Regions from separate parts of the Mus musculus genome. Here region 2 is linked to region 1. Evidence: chromatin loops called from intact Hi-C (ENCODE). Cell type or tissue: heart. All regions are shown on one strand. Each heading gives the region's core, and the rest is flanking DNA. Links, peaks and the distances in the headings are about the cores only. Region 1 overlaps Gm32184 (a long non-coding RNA gene). Region 2 holds the start of Nedd9 (neural precursor cell expressed, developmentally down-regulated gene 9).

The links. A loop is a pair of places that touch in the nucleus more often than their neighbours do. Peaks named below come from ENCODE experiments on the same cell type or tissue, not always from the same donor. Only the 100,000 strongest peaks of a DNase experiment are listed, where the experiment ranks them.
Region 2: it touches region 1 in a loop (4-fold over the local background); 7 of 42 quality-filtered maps call a loop at or near these places.

Annotation. Positions count from the first base shown.
Region 1 is chr13:41,566,352-41,577,031 of GRCm38, reverse strand. All of the region lies in intron 1 of Gm32184 (a long non-coding RNA gene), which reads left to right. Among named protein-coding and RNA genes, the nearest start is that of Tmem170b, 34 kb to the left of the region's middle. In heart, for the core only: CTCF peaks have their summits at 4,592 and 4,798 (motif pointing right); a DNase peak (open chromatin) is centred at 4,841; H3K27me3 peaks cover 885 bases.
Region 2 is chr13:41,353,964-41,364,643 of GRCm38, reverse strand. Nedd9 (neural precursor cell expressed, developmentally down-regulated gene 9) reads left to right here and starts at 5,643. Exons shown (of 7, transcript NM_017464.5): 1 at 5,643-5,791. The coding sequence starts at 5,780. In heart, for the core only: a CTCF peak has its summit at 5,583; DNase peaks (open chromatin) are centred at 5,643, 6,383 and 8,863; H3K4me3 peaks cover 3,539 bases; H3K27ac peaks cover 2,747 bases; H3K27me3 peaks cover 400 bases.

The DNA of each region.
Region 1 (10,680 bases), core at 988-8,987:
GCATCTTGTGACCTTAGCCCCTTGATTCTTAGAGAAGAGAGTAAGTGCAATTTTTAACACAGCAATTGAATTCAGAGATCTGCCTACCTTTGTAAGCACAGACAATAAATAAACTAACTAGGTGAGATCCCACCCCGAAATTACCATTCCCACCACACCCAGGCCTAAACTTGCTCAGTTCCAAGCTGACCTTGAACTCAGGAATCTGCCTGCCTTTGTATTTTTCTAACAAGCTAGCTTATTGGTGCATCTGCCTTTGTTCTTTTAGGTTCATGAAGCCCCTCATACAATTAATATTGTACCCTTATATTTTGCATAATTGAGAAATTATATATTTTTGAACTCATGTTTTCAGGGCTCTTTCCCACAGCCTCAAGAAATGTCCTAAAGGTCACAGAATTTACCATTTTTGCTGAGGAATATAGATACCCTCAACTCCTGGACTTGTGCCATTTCTAATTATCATGGAGTCATTAACCTTGTCAGGGAGAACATTCCCTGATAACTTTGGCAGGGAGAACATCTCCCAAAGGAAGAACATAAAGTAAATTATGTAATTATTATATAAACAAGCTCTATGCCCATAACAACTGTTAATACTTGTGGAGTTCCAAATCCTGCTGACTCTGCTCTAGGACCAGGAAACAATGTCACAAGGACTGAGCAGTTGACATCAAGATTAGCTGTCTTAATACCTCTTTCTATAATCGAGCAAGTTGACAGAAAATTAGGATGCAGGAGACATGACTATTATTAAACAAATTGACCTAATAAACCCTTTCAAAACACCCATCCAATGATAGCAGAATATATTATTTTCAAATATATGTGAATTTTCATCAAGGAAGATTATATATACCCACTAAATAAACTTCAGCAAATTTAAATAGAGTATAGTCTTATAAAATATAGTCTATGGTTATAACAGGTTGAAATAGATATTGATACTAGAAAGGTATTTGGGAAAATCCTCAAGGATTTGAAAATTGAATAGCACTTTTTAAAAATACATAGCAGACTTTAAAAAGATCAAAATAAAAATTGGAAAATATTTTAAATTAAAATTAAAAAATTAACATTAAATTTCATTAGCTGAAATGACCATTGCTGGTTGTGGCTTATGGCTAAAGTAGAGTGTAGAAGGAAATTTCTAGCATTAAACAACTTATGAGAACTTCCTCATTTCAATGACCTCAATTTTCAGCTTTAAGTTTACCCATAGCCAAGTAAAAGAAAAGAAACAATAAATATAGGAACATGAATAAATAAAACAGAAAAACAATAAATAAAATTAATGAACCCAAAGCTTGTGTTTTAGAACAACAAAGATGATAAACTTTTAACCATACCTATTAGATTGAAAGCAGAGAAGACACAAATTACCAATATCAGAAACAAGAAATGACCATCATTACAGACCCCACAGACATTCAAAAGACGGTTAAGGGAATATGGCAGACAGCTTTACACAAATAGATTTGATAAATGAAATAAAGGGGCCAGGGACATTGCTCATCTGGTAGATCACTCTTCTAGAATATACAAGTCCCAGGTTCTTCACCACTGCAAAGACCAGAAGAGGTGGTGCACACCTGTATCCTTAGCACTCAAGAGGTGGAGACAGGAAGCACAACAGTTTAATGTCACCCTCAGCTAGTGAGCATGTTAGACGCCCACCTGAAATAACTGAGATCCTGTCTCAAAATAAACTAACAATAGTACTAGTACTAGTTAGTTAGTTAGTTAGTTTTAGTAATAGTAGTAGTAGTAACCTTGAAAGACTCAAAATACAGAATTTTCTTCAAGAAGAGGTTAGGCACGCTAATGCAGCTATTCACAACTTATGGGTTGAGACCCTTTTTGGAGTTCAATAACCCTTTCACAGGGTGGCCTAAGATCATGGGAAAACAGATGTTTACATTATGATTCATAACAGTAACAAAATTACAGTTATAAAGCAGCAATGAAGATAACTTATAGTTGGGGATCACCACAACATGAGTAACTGTATTAAAGAGTTGTAGCAATGGGATGGTTGGGAGCCACTGTTACAATGCTTTTGAGGAAGTTCAGTTCGTAATATGAAACTTTCTACAAGTAAAATTCCAATATCTTTATCAATTAATTTTATCAAATCAAAAAAGAAATAGTACTCTTTCTATCCAAACTGTTTAGTAACATAGCAGAGAACAAAACCCTCTCTGCCCTTTAACAAACCAGTTTTACATTAGAAGAAAAACAAATGAATATGTTACCAAAATGAGACACAGGACAGTGCCTCTCTTAAGCATAACTCCAAGTAAATATTTAAAAATTAACTCCTTTAATACATAAAAGAAAAATGTGTGATGACTGAGTGAGATTCATTCCAGACATATAGGTGGTACAATATTAGACAATCAATTTAGGGGCTGGAGAGATGGTTCAGCAGTCAAAAGGTCCTGAGTTCAATTCCCAGAACCCACTCAGCAGTTCACAAACATCCATGACTCTAATTCCAGGCAACCTGATGCTCTCTTTTGGCCTCTTCAGGGACTAGGCACACATGTGATGTACAGCTGTAACATGCAAGTAAAACACTGATACACTAAACATTTATAAAATCAGTTAATATATTAACAGACTAAAGAGGAAACATTTGTATATGTATATGCATATGTACATATGTATATATAAATGAAAAGGTCAGATACTGAAGGCTTTCTTCCTAAGATTTAAAAAAAAAGAAGGTATTTACTCCTAATATCCTAGTTAGCATTATGCTGGACTTCTTAGCTGGTATAAAAAGTCAAGATGAATTAGTTAAGTGAAATACAGATCAAGAAGAAAGAAAACTTCTATTCGGCGAGCAATAGTTGTCTACACAGACAATACCACAGAATTGATTTAAAAATCCTTCAGTTTGGTTTGGCAATATTTCAGGATACTACAGGGGCAATTGTATTCTATTCACCAGCAATGAGCAAACAGGAAGTAGAATTTTAAAACTGGTGTTATTTTTAAGATCGTCCAAAGACTAGTTATTAACATACTGAAGTAAATGTATCATCTCTGTGTCATTGATGTAACAATGAAATCATTTCTAAATCCGTGAGCACTATGGGACTGGTTCCCCTACCTCCCCATCTCTCACTTGGAGAATCAAAGCAGTGTCTGTACTTATCTTGTTATTTTCTTTGCTCATCTGTGAAATGAGACAAATAATGACTTCAGGCAGAAGCAACGTGACCTCCTGGGGTAGACTAACTACTCAATAAACATTAGCTCATTTTACTTTTACTTAAGTACCCATTACTAGAAGGTACAGAGGAAATCACCTTTTTACCGATTTTACACATTGTTTCCACAAGGGTTGTTCTGAAACAAATTGTGCATGTCATACTTTTACCCATGTGGCATCTACAGAACCTGCCACTTGGTGATGCTGCTTCATCGAGCATCCTTGAGTGCAGCATCAGCTGCCACCTGTTGCAGACTCTACCCAGCCAATGATAGAGCAAAATGAACTCTTTTGCTCACCAAGCTGAACTTGTCTACAGGGGTCCTTTGTCTTGGTCCTCTCTATCTGGAGGGGAAAGATAAAGACTCCCCAGGAAGAGTCAAACAACAGACCTTTCCCGTTTCCATCTACTTAGCATTGGCCATTGGAATAATTCCTACCTAGAGTCCTTGATCTATGAGGTCAGTGCTGTCACAGTGGAGATGAGCAAATAGGAGCTGGCCTCCTGTCAAGACAATAAGCACAAAAGCCAACTCAGTAATCTCTGTCATATTGCTATGTGGCTAGTCTCTCCTGCAAGAACTGGCTGGATCTTGCAGAATAATAGATGACTCCAAGTCAGCCTGGTAGTGTTCTTCCTTGGAGCTGCTGTGTCTGTCACTATCCTGTGGGTTTATATTTTCATTGATTGGAAGTGTATCAGTCTTTGGTACACTAATAAACATTAACTTAACAGTCTTGTCTGGGGACAGATTTGCCTCCCTCCTCCCACACAAATCCACAGATTTAGTAGGGCTTGATCTGTTCCGATGTTATGAAGAAGTCTTTTAAAAAAAAAAAAAAGTACTTTTGACCCTATTCACTGAAGAGCAAAATTGGGATAATGATGGTACTGACCTCAGAGTTTGGAAAAGAATGAAATAAAATCACTATAGTTTGATCACATTTTTATGAAGACGGCCATTCAAATACATGTGTTACACCCAGTCCTCTTTTTCCCTTGGGACATGACACTTCTAGGCGGGAGGATGAGTTATGTTCTTTGTCTGTGAGCTTGGGTGAAGCCACTTCTATCAATAGCTCAGGCTGACACTGGTGACTTCTGAGGTGGGTCATGAGAGGGAGCTTAGAATTTTCTAGGTTCTCTTTCTTGGCACACTTCCTTGGATGCCATGAGCCAACGAGGCAGCCACCAACCATGTAAGCCTACAAGCCAGCACCAGCTGGTTACACTGTATGAAAAACACATCTCTAGGCAGAACCATGCGTTTGCCTGCTCCAGGGCCCAAGATGCCATGTCTGAGAGCAGGTGATTACTGTCCGGTGAATCTCCTGTGTTAGGGGGTGATCACTCCCACTAAACCTGTACCAACCAAGTCCTAAGCACTATGCCTACCAAATGTAACTGCTTGCTCTCTTTGTGTGTGTGATAGTTAGTGATTTGTAATTTTCGTATTTAAAAATTTGTGCTTTGAATTAATACTCACTGCTTTAAACTCAATAAACAAATATTTAATTAGCATCTTGGCTGTTTTTGTGGTCTCCACCAGAGGGCAAACTGTCCCGCCACAAACAGAAACCCATCGGTGAATCTTGGAAGTATAGTTCCACAATCAAACACCAGGGGGAACCAGTGCCTAATTTATCTTTGTCCTTTTGAGAAGGTGAAATTGACAAGAGCCTTCAAATTCAAGACACTGGCCACAGGGAAGGTTCGGAGGAAATGCTCTCTGAAACTCAAGACACTTTGTTGTGATAAGTAACTTAGCCTCCATCCTGGTTTACAGACAGAAGGGAGAGAAACTCTACCTTTCCTGTATTTTGGGTGCAGCAGGGCAGGTAGCATTTCCTGAAAAAGGAGAGGGGATCTAGAAGCCTGTAATTCCCAGACAATGCTCTAACGTGTGACTGTGACAACCACATTCTGTGCTGCCTCTGGCTTCTGACACAACACAGACAGTATTTCTGTATTCCATGCTCGTAGGCATCAGTATATTTGTGTATTATATATCACGCTAGGACGGTTACTGAAAGGGTAACATTTGTATCACCATTTTAAGTAACTCTTACTCAACATTCTTTCCTAGTTCTTTGTTTTGTATACACAGGGATTTAATGGTTCAATGACTGTGAAAATGGCCGGCTATTCTCACTGCAGGGAATCTGGGGACCAAATTGCTTACAGTGAATTAATTGCAGGAACCAAACACATTGTAAGACTCCTGCTTTCCTGACAAATGGGAAGCAGATTTTGCCCATAATTGTGCACGCTAATCCAAGAGCGTTGGCAACCTGTAGTCAAAATGGCAGCTTCTATGTGAGTCTGGGAGAACGCTGCAGTGGCCCTGAGCTGGATCAAGGGGAGTCAAGCTTCGACAGGCCAGTGATCTGGAGAATAAAGACAGCGTTGTAGTCAGCACCTCTGATTCCAGTGTCTGAAGACAAGATTGAGACTTTACAACATGGTAGAGTATAAATCAAAGGGAGACAGAGGCTAGGGGCAGATTGAGCTTTGAAGAACTGGTTTTTGTTGTTTTTGTCTTCCTTCCTTCCTTCCTTCCTTCCTTCCTTCCTTCCTTCCTTCCTTCCTTCATTCCTTCCCTCCTTCCTTCCCTCCCTCCCTTCCTTCCTTCTTTCTTTCCTTCCTATCACTCTATATCTTTCTTCTTTCCATCCCTTCCCTTCCCTTCTCTTCCCTTTCCCTCCCTCCCTCCGTCTCTCCCTCCTTCCCTCGCTCCGTCCTTCCTTTTTGTCTCTCTTCATCTTTCTTCTTTCCCTTTCTTTCTCTCTTTCTTTCTTCTCTCTCTCCCCTTCCCTCCCTCCCTCATTCCTTTCTTTCTTCAGTTCTTTTTTTTTTTTAATAATCCTTCAATTTTGACTCAACCCCTACCTGAGAACACCTACCATTTTTTCTCATGAGCCACTAGGCAAACTAATGAAGGACTGATCATATCAAAACATATCTACCCTAGACTTCATTAACAACAACAACAACAAAACCCACATGTAAACACAGAGGTAAGGTGAATCTGTGGACTTAGGTCCTAATTTTGTATGTGTGGTGTCTGTGTGTGTGTTTGTGTATGTGAGTGTGGTGTGTGTGTGTGGTATGTGTGTGATATGTGTGCTGTATATGTGGTGTGTGTAGTATGTGTCTGTGTGTGTGGTGTATGTGTTGTGTATGTGTGTTGTGTATAGGGTGTGTGTGCATGTGTGTGTGCATGACAGTGCTGATTTTCAGTTTACTGGTTCACATTCATGTGTCACACACACTTCTCTGTGACTCGTTGGTTATATAGCAAAGGCTGTCTGCTAAGGCTTCACTACAAATTTTGGATTATGAGAGCCTCAGGATATCTCGAAGACCTCCCAGTTACTTCTCAAAATCCCAAAGAGTGTCACACTATGCTCCTGAGATGTCTTGGCCCACAAATTGACTTGTGGTTGTAAAGTGGAAGGGGTAATAAGTCCTCACACTATTTAGGGATTATTGGCTGGGTCTCCAAGCTCTGACAAAGTCATTGGGATTTTCAGGTCACTCAGGTGGGCCATAACACTTAACACGTGGCTACTCTTCTGTCCTCTGATCCCTGCAGCTTGTCAGTACAAGAAGACCGAGGTAATGAAACATTTCTATATGCCCTGTTCCTAGGATGGTTTCTATGGCCTCGTGTTTAAGGTTAGTTCTCAATCAAGTCTGTGAGATGCTAAGTGGGCATTCTGTGGTATTAATGGCCATTCATACCTCCTGGATTCTTAAAAAAATGAAAAGGCCGTAGTTCTGTGGCCAGAGTCTGTACTTGTGCCAAGGAATACTTCCTTTCCATAAGTCACTCGCCTCTCAGGCAGCTAAATCCCCACAGTGAGCTAACATGTGGGGCTCTCCCTTCCCCTTGGCTGTGCAACTCTCTAGTGGGCACAGAGAAGCAAGGTACCTGGGTTTCATAGGTAGAAGACTCAGTGACTACCCTCTTTGGCAGTAAGTTATTTTAAATGGGGATTGAGTCAGTATTTGGACTTTCAGATTGGCATGTTTGTAAGGGATGGAGTCACCAGAAGGGGTTGTCTAGCATGGCAGCTCAAAGATGAGGACAGTTCTCTGAGATCAGAGGAGACTGGAGGATGTCTCAGGAAGGAAAGGCTTTGAGGACCTGAGTTAAGATCTATAGCACTCACATAAAAGCTGGAAACATTGGCAGGACATACAATGTTGGCAAGCAGTGCTGGCAGGCAAGACAGGAGAATTCTCAGTGGTCAGCTTGCCCGGGCGATTGGTAAGATCTAGGGAAATCATTGAGAAACTCTATCTCGCAGAATAAGGTGGAGATAACAGAGGAAGACTCTTGATGCCAGCCTCTGGTCTTGACATGTGCATGCACAGGTGTGGGTGTGTGTACACATCACACACACACACACACACACACACACACACACACACACACACACACCTCTGCACCTTTCTGCATCCAAGCGGTAAGTCTCCTACCCCTCTCTTCGATTCTGTCAGCATTAGAATTTCCCCGGAGGCCGGCCAACTTGGTCTTTTCCACCCAGACTTCCATTTAGCAACCTGAGTGATGCTCATTTCCTGTGAGTTTTGCAATGGCCTTGCAAAATTATTCCATTTTTGTAATAATGGAGAGGGTTCATGAACTGATTCGGACACTGACCACCTGGAAACACCCGTTTGTTTACCAAGGAAGTCCTTGTCAGTCCTTCCCTGTCTGACCCCTCTTCTCACTTCTTTCCGTTTTCATTTAAATCCTCCAGCCAGACTCTGCTTCCCTGTGACTTGATAAAGTGGGACATACCTCTGTCACTTCATCAAACTTACCCGTGTGACCCTCTCAGAGTCTGATACTATGAGAGGACTGGTTTCGGCAGAGGAGTACACAGTTGCTACTTTCCCCTGACTGCTTGGTATATCACAAGCTCTGGCTTCTCTAGGAGAAGAAAGGCTAACTGGGGTGGCCTTCACTAGAGGTATCTGTTCTCTGGTTGCAATTAGGGGGAGTAGCTGGGAGAAGTAAGCTAGACCACATGCAAATGCGGATCAAGGCCTAAAGATGTGATATCAGACTTAAAGAATGCAAGAACTGTTTTTAAAAGTAGGCAAGTTGCCTGTTGTGTGGGCAGCCCCAGGAAGGACCATCTCTCCTCTTTGTGCAGTGATATACAAACAAAGGCATTAAATAGAATATAGGGTGATACCCATGCCAGCATCCCTAGTCCCCTGCCTCCTGATGGTGCCTGTGGTATAATCATTACCATCTGGAGAGAAGGTTTCTCTCCTAGAGGCCTAATCAGCAGTTGGAATTCCAGGCAGGATTCTCCAATGAGGGATAAGGGGAACTGACGTCCCTCAGAGGATTCTGGCGCAGGCTTTCTCACTGATCACACACCTTGTGCTGCTCCAGAGCCAACTCTGTAACTGTTTTTATTGACGTCTGTGATAGCTCAACTTCATATCAAATACTCCCCTCCTACCCTGCCTTTCTCTACCCAGTCTGAGTGAGGCTTGCCCCAGTAGGGCTCAGTTCATGGCAGTTCCTGTACCGACCTTTGTAACTTGTCTTTTGCTACTCTATGGGTTCTTCTTTCTTCCACCCTTCTCCACCTTCCCTCTAACCTTTCAACCCTCTAACATTATAAAAGAGAGAAAAAAGGATAGAGAAGAAAGGAAAGAAATTATTGAATAAAGTCAGGGGTCAGAAATTGGGCGACCTTGTTATTAGACTACTTCCTGCTGATCAGAGGTGTTGAGTTCCTTGGGGCAAGTTTGATCTCCATAATTAGGATATCTAATTTCTTGCTGCTGTTCTTTCTTTGCACAGGACTACTTGTCAAACAGTGAACAACCAACCACCAACAACCTTGCCCCTGGGGGCCTTATTATTTACATACCTTCTGAAAAATCCCCAGAATTCCAAACATCCCACAACTGCAGAAGTGATCTACAGGTGGCAAAAATCACACTCCTGCTAGAGCACGAGGCAAATCATAGATGGCTGCTGTGGACAATGTGAAGCAGCCCCATATCCCAAACCTGGGATTAAAACGAAAATGTGTTTTTATAATATTTCTGTGTTTTCAAAGAAACCAAAACTCCAAAATTGTCACTGTAAACCTTGGGTTGGTTGAGCAACTTAAAAGCCTTAAGCTTGAGTGTGTAGCTCAGTCTATAATGAATGATCAATGATCCTGACAACTAGCACCTATGCAGTATTGTGTTCTTGCTCCGATTTCACTGGGGTGGGCTATTTCAGAATGACCTATGGCAATAACTGTCATCTTCTGAGTATCTTTCCTATTATCATTTTTACTTTTATTTTATTTTATTTTATTTTATTTTATTTTATTTTTGAGGCAGAGTCTTACTGTATAGTTCAGGCTGGTCCCGAACTCATCATGTTGTGAAAGCTAGTCCTAAGCTTTCACTCTTTCTGCCTCTGTCTCCTGAATGTGGAGTACAGCCATGTACTCATTTTGCATGGGGTTCCACCTCTCACCCACCAGTCTTCACTTTGCAACTGGGATTATCCCAGTTGATGAGTCCTAAAAGCCAAGCTCATCTTTACCGGGTGTCTACATTGAAAATTTGTACTGCAATCTTAGCTCTACCTTGGGACCCTTGACAGCTTAAGATCGGCCCCTTTGTCATCTCTATTAGCACTGGAAGATGCCCCTAGATAAAGAAAGGACCTTTTTATGCTGCTTTCTGAAACTTCGGTTCTCAGTCATTCCTACCTCTAAGTGCACCCTCCCATCCTGGGCATGCTTAGCTGTGCTTTCCATCTCTTTTCTAAAAGCAATGCCTTATGACTATGAAGATCCATCCCTAGGTCACCCGTCCATTATCCTGGGAGCAGTTTCCCACTAAACAATGTCACAATGAAGAATGGGGCTCAAAATCTATTTTTCCTGTTGCTTTAATGAGCTTATTTATTATCAGTGTGAGTGTGTGTGTGTGTGTGTGTGTGTGTGTGTGTGTGTGCGTGCATATGGATGGCTACATGTAAGCCCTTGAGTGTCTGTGGACATCAGAGGATAACTTTGTGAGGTGAGTTCTCATCTCCTACTTTTGTGTGGGTTCCAGGAATCAAAGTCAGACAATCAGGCTTGCAGAGTAAGCACCTTTATCCACTGAGGTATCTAACAGGCTCACTCATGCTGTCTGACCATGTACCTTCTCCATGTGCTTCTAAGAGCTATATATGATTCTAAGAGCTATATATGACCTTGTATACTGTTACTATGGAAGCTCTATGTTCTGTTTGTCAGAGTAAGGAGAGCAGAACACAATATAAAGCCTGTGTGGCAGTAGCCCCATCAGTGAGGTCAATGAGATGCAACAGTGCAGCCATGGCCAAGGGATGGAGAAAGAAAAAACATCAGGGAGGGCAAAACTGTGAGATCAAGAGATATTTGCCTCTAACTACCTGTCAGGTTTATATTGGATT
Region 2 (10,680 bases), core at 1,681-9,680, 210 kb after region 1:
ACCCCTCAGTTAATTCCCTCACCGTTTCAAAGAAGGGAAACACTAAGATCAGAGTGGAACCCTGCAATTGCTTGTCATATTCCACCAGAGTTGAGTGACTTCACTTAGTGTGTAATTTAAGCTGTCAGCCGTCCTTAGTTCTTAGGGTAGAGAAAGGGTGTAATTAAGTATTCCCAGGTTAACAGCGTTGAACATCAGAACTTCACAGTTGTGGGGCTTTACACCGTAAGTCTAGATGTCGCCCATGAGTCACTCCACTTACCACGGCGTGCCCATGTTTACGGAAAATTGGCTGGAACTAAAGTATTCAACTCTACCACTGCATTCTGGGGACAGAAGTTAGAAGTGAGGGAGGTGGTGGGTTTTTTAGAATACTCTGCAGTGTCATGTGGTGAAAGGTTGGCTGAACGTAAGACCTCATAAAGTCATCCCAGTGGGCAGCTCATTTCTACCATAGCACGCACACTGTAAGAGGACGCATTTCCAATTCAGAGCCCCATCTGGTCTCAGGTGGCTTAGCATTGAGTTAGGAAGAAACGAAGTCTAAAGTAACCCAGGGATCATGACCCAACAAGTCTTTTTAATATATACCACCCTCATCTGCAGAGACAAATTTTCAAGAAATATCTCCTTACCAACCTCTTCAGGAAATGTAATTTATTCCTAGTTCTCTGTTGTTAATAGAGTGTGCTGGTGGGGTGGGTTGAGTAACCTATGACCCACAACGAATATTTTAAGTACATTGAATTGGTTGGCACTGGTGACAGTGGCCTGTTGGGTCCAACCTATAGAGAAAAGAAGGTCAAATGGTCATGATTGCTTCTTAAAAGAAGTAGAATTTGGTAACTCATGACCTTAGCCATAGCTAAGGAGGAGACACAGAGAAAGATGGGAGCCTGGAATTGGAGAGTATAGGCAGCAATGGATTTTCTAGAAAATGTTTCCTGAAGAGATGGACTGCAAGCTGGGGCAAGATGAGATGCAGGTAAACAGGATGAAAAGAATGAGGAATAATGAAAGGAGCTGTGTGTGTGTGTGTGTGTGTGTGCACATGTGTGTGCATGTGTGTATGTGTGTATGTGTATATGTACATGTGTGTGCATGTGTGTATGTGTGTGTGTTTGTATGTGTGTGTGTATGTATATGCATGTATGTGTGTGGTATATGCATGTGCATCTTTGTATGTGTGTGTAGGTATGTTTGTGTATGTGTATTTGTATGTGTGTATGATGTGTGCATGCGTTTGTGTGCATGCATGTGTGTGTGTTTGTATGTGTGTGTGTTTGTGTATGTGTGTGTGTGTTTGTATGTGTGTGCATGTGTGTATGTTTACACTATTTGACAGCATCACCATATGCCTAGTCCTCCACTGAGCTGTAGACTTACCCTTAAAGAAACAATCAGCAGGGCTCAGATAATTGTGCTGAGAAGAAGCCTGATGGGCACTGTCGCTCTTTTGTGAGGGCTACACCAACCCAGGAAGGAGCCCGCCTGGGTTTCTATTGTAAACCTGTCACTCATCTGTCCTGTAACTTCGTGTGAACTGCAAACCTTTCCGGAAGTTTCCATGCTGTAATACATAAGCTAAGAACAATCCACCTCCTGGATTCGGCCCACAAGACAAATGCTAAGGGAGACAATGTCTGTAAACAACTACTGTAAAAAGCTCTGGGGAAAGTCATTGTACTGAAAGAGAAGTCTCAGTGGCTTGTCTTTGGGGGGTTTTATAGACGTGACATAGAATGGAAAAGCATCATGGGCATTATTTTTTTGAGATGATTTCGTATGTACAGATTTTTAAATAAGTGACATCAAACTAGAAGTAGTATTGCATAGTCCTAGCATGCCTCTTTGTTCAGCCTGCTTTCTCTGGTCTGGTCTTCAGCCAGCTTCTGGGTTGTTTCAGCTGTAGAAGGATCTGAACTCAAAACCAGAAAAGTCTTGTAGCATTTTAGAACATAAGCGGCACATTTTCTGTGGAGAGGCAGATGATAGTATTTTATTTGTCATACCTGTTTGATTTTTGTGAGATTTGTTGTTTTGGGAGGGAAGAGAGGGTGGTCTCAGCTCACCCATTCTGATCTTGAAGTTACCAAGTGCTTCTGGGTGAGCTGGTATTATAGACATGTGCTACCATGCGTGGCTATAGTATTATCTTATAATAAATACGTTCTTTAGCTTTGCGCTGTTTACCAACTCAGGGTCAACCACTCAGCCCCAGCTTTGCAACTCAACAGATTGTACATAAATATGCCAACACAACTTTCTCGTATAGACAACACAGAAATTTGAATTACGCCTAATTTTTACATCTCTCAAGATGTTATTCTTTTGCCTCCTCCCAAGCCACTTAGCAATGTGAATGCTGTTCCTGGCTCACAGAGACAGGACTGACAGCAGCCTGGCATTGGCTCTGAAAAGGCGCATCCTGTGTCTATGCTAACAAATGAGACCTGGAGGGTGTTCTCAGACATAAGGATTTTCTTCTATTTCTTTCCTGGGCACTAGGCCGAACTTGGAGGTAAACATGTGTTCTCTGAATTACTTCCTGATCCACAGGGCAATGACTTAAGTACATACAGGGTATAAAGAGACAGAGAGATCAACTAGCCATCACCTTGTTCTTCCAGAACCCACCCAAAGCTGTAGAAACAGACGTCAACGCACCATCAGCATCCAAACACGGAAAAGGCACTTTTAAGAGATCTGTGTTCCAAGTACAATGGGAGCACAGTCAGGGGAAGGAGAGATTTGTTCTGAAAGGGCGAGGTGGGCAGGGCGGGGGCTGTGGACCAGCACACACAAAGGCATTAGTGTGTTGAGCTAGGCCTGATAGCGGACAAGCAGCCAGAGCATTCTCTGTAGAAAGACCCATCTGTGCAATGCCAGTAAGGTATAAATAAGCCTGGGGTGTGGAGGAAAAAAACTGAAACGAGGATTGGCGAAGTTCTCATTATAGTCCACACCAAGGTGTCTGCTTCCTAAGATGTTAGCATATCGATAAGAGACTGTTCAATTCCATCTAAACGCCATCCCCTCTGTCCTCTGGGAAGGGAACTGGTAGTAACGCTGAAGATAGAGAGATTTCGAGGAAGGAAACTAAAGAGAAATCTCTAAATAGAGTGGAGAGTCGGGAGAGTGGCTTACCATACATATGACTAGTAGGATCACACCCAGAGGGCTCAAGGTCTCTGCGTGTCAGCTTTGAGTTCTCTTTGCTGATTCCCCAGGGGGCTCTCCTCCTTGCTCATGGGCTCTAGTTCCTTCACCCAGACAAAATAGCCACTGGGTTCTGCCTGAGCCACAAGCAGTTCCAGTATTTGCTTGATTTCCATGTGTGCTCTGACCAACGTCCAATGGCTACTAATAAAATCCCTCAGAAAGCACCGGGTGCCATTTCCCTGACTCCTGGATGCAGTAGGGTCTAACTGGGCATGGCTTTCTCCAAAGAGGCACCTACTCGTAGGATGCTGGTGAGCGTGGGTTGGGACTGAGCCCAGGGTCCTTGGCGGTTCTGGAAAGGTACCAACCAACCCACTGGTTTCCTGAATAATTTAATTATATAATCAGTTTTTCATATTTTTCACATTCAGCGTCTCAGGCAATCAATACAGAAAGGGCTATTCCTTTATTTACTGAATTTGTGTTTCTCCAAAAGGTTTAGAGGGAGCATAACCAATAAAAACAAAATGACTTGTGTTACTTAGGCTGCACTGAGATCACAGCATGATAATAAGGGCAAAAACAGGGAAATTGTTTTTTTCTCAAAATTCTTAGATGGCTTCCTATCACACTCAAGGAAAACCCTAGCTCTCTTCCCTAGCAGGTACACATTATTATGTCCTCATTTTATAAGGCTAGCATTGCAAAGTTAAGGAATGTGTATCGATTTGCCTGATAGGAATCAAGCCATCTACCCTGAGAAGACAATTTCACAAACGCCTAGCACAGGCTTTGGCAATGTTGAGGTTGAATGGGTTAGCCTTGCTTTAATCCACTCATCTAAGCATGATTCAGCCTGGCTGCTGAAGAAGTCAAAGGAATGCTATCTCTGTCTCCTGGGGAACCAGGACAAATCTAGAGAGAAAGATTTGACTTGTCCTACAAACATAGGTCCCTAGTGTGAATCTTCAGGGCTGCCAGGATGATCCTGCTACCGCAATCTGCTTCGTGCCTAATCTGTGTACAAAAGACCTTGCGAATCACACAGGTTCAATTCGGCTTTGAGATCAGGAAGTAAAAGCCATGACCTGGAAGGGGCCTGAACCGGGATGTCAACTTCACGAAGGTGGCCAGGGACATCTTGTAGAGCAAACTCCAAGCTGCAGCCAAATGTGGATTCAATTGTCAATGTAAACCCTACCCCACCCCCACCCCCACCCCCACCCCCAGAAACCACTTTTATGCGGCATCTGCTCTCCTATGCTTTTGGCTTAAATCATTTATTTTCAAAAGTTTTAATCCATTGGAAATTTAGAAGGGGATTGGGGAGGCAAAACTGATTCTGGACTACCTTAGTCAGGAAAGAAGTAAGAGCTGATTTTTTTTTTCCACCCGAGTCGTGCAGTCTGGCTGGAATGCATCCCAACTGGGGGATAGTCCTGAATACTCCAAGTCCTGAGGCCCGAGGAAAAGAAAAGCCTGTCTTCTCCTGAGTGATTCTCTTTCTCTATAGAAATCTCAGAATGGAACCGCTCTACAAATCATGTCCCGCGCTCTGCCTGAAAGAGGCTGTTCTTTTTTTTTTTTTTTTTTTTTTTTTTAAACCAGGCTTATCAAACAGAAGCGTTCTCCCTGAATAATAAGTGTGAGTGGGCTAATGGGTCATTTGGGGGAGAGAGGTCAAAAGGAAAAGGCCTCGGTGTTCAAAAGCGGAATCTGGCAATGCCAGCGGTCAAAGAGGAGAGTGCTGGCTGGACAGGCGTGATGTATCGGGTGTGTTCTATAGAACCTGCATGGGTTCCCACCTATCCTTTATCCTCGGAGGTCCTAGTGAGAAGAACCGGGAAGGCCTGGTGCTTATGAGTGAGTTCCTTTTCATTGAGAAAGAAATGTTTTCCAGCTCCTAGCAGACTGACTTAGCAAAGTACTTTGAACACTTGGGGGTGAGGGGAGCAGCCACAGAAAAGGGAAGGGGAAGAGAAAAGACAGGGAAAGAGAGCTATCAGCAGGGGTGGTTAGTAAAAAAAAAAGGGGGGGGTACTGGAGACAGAAAACCCTTTGTTCCTCCAGCTCGTTTCATGTAGAGATTGTAAGGTGAATGGCTTTGAAATGAAATGGGTTTATGAACTAGTTGCTAGGTCACAGGAAGCGCGATCGTCAGACTGCTTTGTGAATTCGGATTCTTTAAAACTTAGGTTACTCTCAAAAGGAACGTACCTCCTTTGTCTGGTTCCTATGTCTTTCCTCTTTATATTTTTATTTCTCCGGGTGGCTGGGGCCGCCTCCCCACTTTCTGTTTTCTCCTCCGCCCTTTTGATAACGTGAAAAGAAATGATCGTATTACACGCTCTTTGTCGGAGGGTTTCAGAAGTTAGAGGTGGGCGGGGTGGAGGCGTTACCTTCACCGCCACCAGCAGCCAATGGCGGCGCGGTATGCAAACGAGGCCCGCGCCGTGCTGGTCTGGATCTGGGCTGTGAGCTCAGAGACTCCGCAGTGCGCGGGAGGCGAAGGCTTCTCATTTCCATCCAGCCCAGCGCTCAATGGAGGGGCGGACTCTGCAGTGCCTCACTCACTGTGTGATTCGATAGGACCAGGGCTCATCAGATCACCGCCGAGATGAAGTACAAGGTAAGAGTGCCTTGTACGCCGTCTCCTGAGAAGCTAGAGGCAGCTGTGCCGGCCGGCGCCTTTCCCACCTTGACAACTGGGCAGGGATCCCTTGTGTGTCTGGTTTTGCCGAGCTGCGTCTGATCTCGCTTCCAGGCTTCCCCCGGGTGTACCGCCAGCAGACATGCGCTTTCAGATCCACTAGTTCTTGGTGCATGGTTCTGAAAGTTGTTGTGGGTGGCGGAAGGCGGTGGAGTAGAGTTAGCATAGGAGCCGCCGCCAGAGATCAGAGGGTGTCTAACTCGCCTCGCAGCAGGCAAGTCGCAGGTCTCTGCCTGACCAAAGCCAGCTTGGGGAGCCATAATAAGGAGAGTCAGAACTGCTGAGTCTCTGACAGGTTCTAAAAGCACCTTTTCAGATTTTTGCCTTAAGCACTTGATCTGGGAAGCTGTCTGCTCGAGGTCCTTTCGGTAGAAGCAGATTAAAAACCCAGACACTATCATAGGCGCGATGATGGAGAATTCCCACATCCTTATGAATAAATGGCTGTTAGTCATTTCTGGATAACTCTTTATTGGGGTTGAACGGGTCTGAAAGTATGAAGGCTCCGGCTGGCTTATTTTCCCTGACGCTTACAGAATGTCCTGCTCATAATTTTGGCAGCTCTATTTTCCACTGCATTTTGCACCACGGTTTCTGGGGTTACTCTTGGCAAAATGATTATGCCTTGCTCAGCACATCCCGTCTAATGAGGCAGTTTCCAAGGGACTTGGCCCAGTAGCAGTTCATGGCAATGACTTGGCGGTACTTACTTACGATCCTTTTTTTTAAAAAAAAATTTTTTTTTTAATTTTAATGGTGAAGAGACATGAGTCCTCGACTTTTAAAGGACTGTGTCATTTCAAAAATTCGTTTTGGTAAGGTGACTTAACAGAGCCAGTTAACTGACTTAGCTAGGGGCTAACTTGGCTTCCCTCTGCGGTATGTAGCCTCTGGCCCTTCCTTTGGGATAGAAGGCTGTAGCTAACAGCCACTGGTTCCCTGTCTATAAATCTTGTTCAAAAGCTGTGAGCCAAAGCATGAGTGATAGTTGTTGGGGAAGTTCCAGCAGTCTAAAGACCCAGATATCTATTGTCATCTCCTATCAGCTTTCCATTTCGTACATCTATGGGGAGGGGCAGAAGAAAGGAAAGCTCTAGGAGTCAGTCAGAAATGATGCAGCTTTCTACCTGGCAGGAACAGAATCTTTTTGGAAGTGATGGGGATACATGGTATCAAGCCTGCAATGTTGTTTTTTTTTTTTTCCTTCCCATTCTCCCTGTTGTTGAATCAAGACAGTGTTATAGAGAAAAGAGAAAGGATTAACTCTGTCCATCATTGGGACATTAAATAGCTGGTGTGAACTCTGAGTGCTGTAGTCTAGAAGGTGAGGACATGTGACGACATCTAAAGTCACTTTGGTTCAGTGACCTCATCATGTTTCGCTTTGCTCTTTATGGAAAGAAAATATCATGGGGACTGATGATTTACACTGCAGGTGAGAAACTGCAACTGGGGAATGCTTTCCACTTGGCTGAGTCTGCCCAGAGTTGAACACTTTGCCGAGCAATAGAAATACATGGTTATTTATCATCATCATCACCATCACCATCATCACCATCATCTCATTATTATTGTAGACAACTTCACCAGCAAAAACGCTATGCTCCCCAAGTAAACAACTCACACATGGGCACCCTGAGTTGACCATAGCAGAAGCGAGCCACTTTTCCCTCTGTCATAAAGTCTATTTAGCTAATGAAAGATAACTGTCTTTCAGGAGAGAATTAGTCATTCTGTGTAGGAGATGCTGAAGCAGAGGCATGATGGGTAAAGCGATACAAGTCCGTCACACTTAACTCTCCCCATTAGCTCCGAGGCACACTTATTTTCCCAAAGTAGCAACTGTGGCACACAGAAGTTAAATGATGGGTTTTTTCCGACACACCAACTGAGGAGCATGGGATTAAAAGTGATCTTGATCTAATACTGGTGATTTAAACACTACCAGGAAAGGGAAAGCAAACCCTAAAACAGAAATCATCTGTAACTCCCTAAAACATCCCTCAGACCAGTATGTTCTGGCCTCAGAAAGTTCAGAACTATTCCCTCCCAAGTATTCTCCCAGGATAGTCAGTCTTCTATTTTGTTTCAGTGGTAACTCTGCAAACTGAAATACGAAGTTGGCATTTATTTGTTTAATTGGAGCTACTTAAGTAGTAAAACCAGATAATTATTAGATTGTAAAACCCAGGAGTCTGGAATTATCTCTTAAACACTATGTTGCACATAAACTATAAATTTAGCTTGGGCTTAAAAATGGATCATTGTAAGATTTATAAGTCAGGCTTAAAAGGCTTCTCTTTCTTTTTCTTTCTTTCTCTTTTCTTTTTCCTTTCTTTTTTGTCTGTTGTTAACCAGATGGTCTTGTTTAGCTACTTCAGGGTTCATAACCAGGGTGCAATCAACTTCCACTCAGTTTGTCCTCAAAATACACAGCTCGAGGCAGCCAGCAATTACAACTATGAGGGCTGTGGAATGCAAGCTATTGCTTTAGGTAAATCTTTCCACTTAGTACACATCTAGTCTGCTTTTAGTTTACTTACATTTTTGTTTGTTCGTGGAAAGACTGTCATGGGTGTTTAAGGTTCCATTTCTCTGAGAAGAGTCTGTCTGAATGACAGTGAATTGTACAAACTTCCTTTGTTAAGATTCTACATAATGAAGCCAGGCATGGTGGAACACACCTTTAATCACGGCTCTTGTGGAGTCAGAGGCAGGGGGATCCCTATGAGTTCCAGGCCAGCCAAGGCTACATCGTGAGACCTCGTCTCAGACACAACAACAACAAAATGTTCTATATAAAATTCCTTTAATGTAGAGCCTATGTTCCTTATGCCTCTATGGCCTTGGCTTGCCTGTCCAATAGAAGATGGGAGGATATGAAGGTTGCCAGAGGATATTGCCCTTTCTTCTGCAGGTGAGGGACTAGTTCCAGTCCCTCATCTTTAACTGGAGCCCTGAAAGCCCTGCCCACATAGTGTGGGCCTGGAATGAGGCCCAACCTACTTCATGCCCAGGCCTGGAAGGTGTTCACTAAGTGCAGCACGTGACTGAGTTCTTGCGGCTGAGGCACTTTTGAGGCTTTGCCAAGTTTCAGAACCCTTAAGTGTCTGCAGTCAAAGTTTAATCTATTTTCTAGTCAATATAAAGAAAGGGAAAAAATCACTCTTCAATGGTTTGACTTTAAAAACAAGGTATAGTAGAATATGGCAATACAGTTTTTAAAACACCTATAGTCTGGAATTCAGATTCCTGTAGTCCAATTGAATGAGAGCAAAGAAACTCAAGGAAAAGAGAAAGCTACAGTCAAAGGCTTCTGGAGAGGAACTTAGAAAATATTTTTATTTTCCAAAGCTGTCTTAAAGGAGAAGTTATAGCAGACCTTTGGTTTAGCTGATAATGACCATTTATACCCCTTTTTGGTTTGATGTATAAGCTTTAATTTTTTTTTCTAAATTGCTTGTTGTGTTCAATGGAAACTTAGGTCCCCTTCCAACCCCACCAGCTTTCAAAATGGTGTGTGCTGCCTGTAAATTTAAAAGCAGACAGAAGGCGTTTTGAAAAGCATAGCTTCATTATTTATGGTTTTATATTTACCTAGGAAACCCAGTTTAAAGCTAAAGGACTTTACATGTCCAGAGATGAGGCTTTGTCAAAATTGCAGGTGTCTTGATAATAACATGTTTAGCACGCTGTACAACACAGGCTGAAGCCCTCAGCAACCCCTTCTTCTTAGACCACACATTGTCCCTGTGCCCGGAACCTTGCAAGTGCCTTCCCGTACCCTCCTCCTTACCCCGAGTCTCAGACAAAATAAAACAAAGCCAGACAAAATCCTGCCTCGACACCTTTCAAAGCCTTGGTAGATTCTGTCTCTCCTTTGTGTCGGTACACCAGGGCCGCATCTTACCTTTTCAAATGAGCCCTCCTATGAGTCTCTAATAACAGATGCTTGTGTGGCTCACTGGCACCCTGCTACCCACATGGGCATGACACCCTAGTGCCCACTCCCTCTCCCTCTTGCCTTGGCTGCCCCTTGGACTCTTCTGTGGGGGTTCCCACTCCTTTCATGGGCATGTGATTTCAAGCCAGTGTGATTTGAGTAACTACTAAGTCCCACTCGTAAAGCCTCCGTATCTATCCACTCCATAAAGCAATCAAAGCCTAAACCTTTGTCTCCTCTAACCCCTGAAGCAGACCTGACTTTTTTTTCACCCCTGCCTTATTCCTTTAGCACTGCCTTACTTATTAACCCCTTTCAGTCAAACCACTAATCTAAATGATACCTGCAGTGCAGCCAGTTTTAAGGAAGCCACATTGAATACAAAAGGCCCATCCTTTACCGATAAGTAGGGGCAGAGCAACAGACAAGCCCTTGTTAAAAGTGTAATGTAGACTCCGTCAGCCTTGAATAGGCAGGGACTTGGCTTTATATAGTCTTGTAATAGAAACAAGATGGAGAGTGGAGGAAGACATTTCCATTTCTTGTGATTTAAGGCCCCATGATCTTGGGCAAATTAAACTCTCAGAGCCTCAGGTTTACCTGTGAATTTGAGACAATATTAACTGCTTTATACCATTATTCTAAAGTCTGGGCTAATGTGTAAAGTTCTTATCTGGGATCCTAGCACAGAGGGAGTAGACAATGAATCCTAGCTAGCCTCAACTCTGAGTGTGTCCTCAGTGGATACTGAAATGTTGGTGTTGGTTTCATGGCAGATTATATCTAAATTCCAATTACTAAATTAAGCAGGTTGAGTATTATGGAGTTTACCACAGGTAACGGTGCACGTGATGGAAATAGGCTC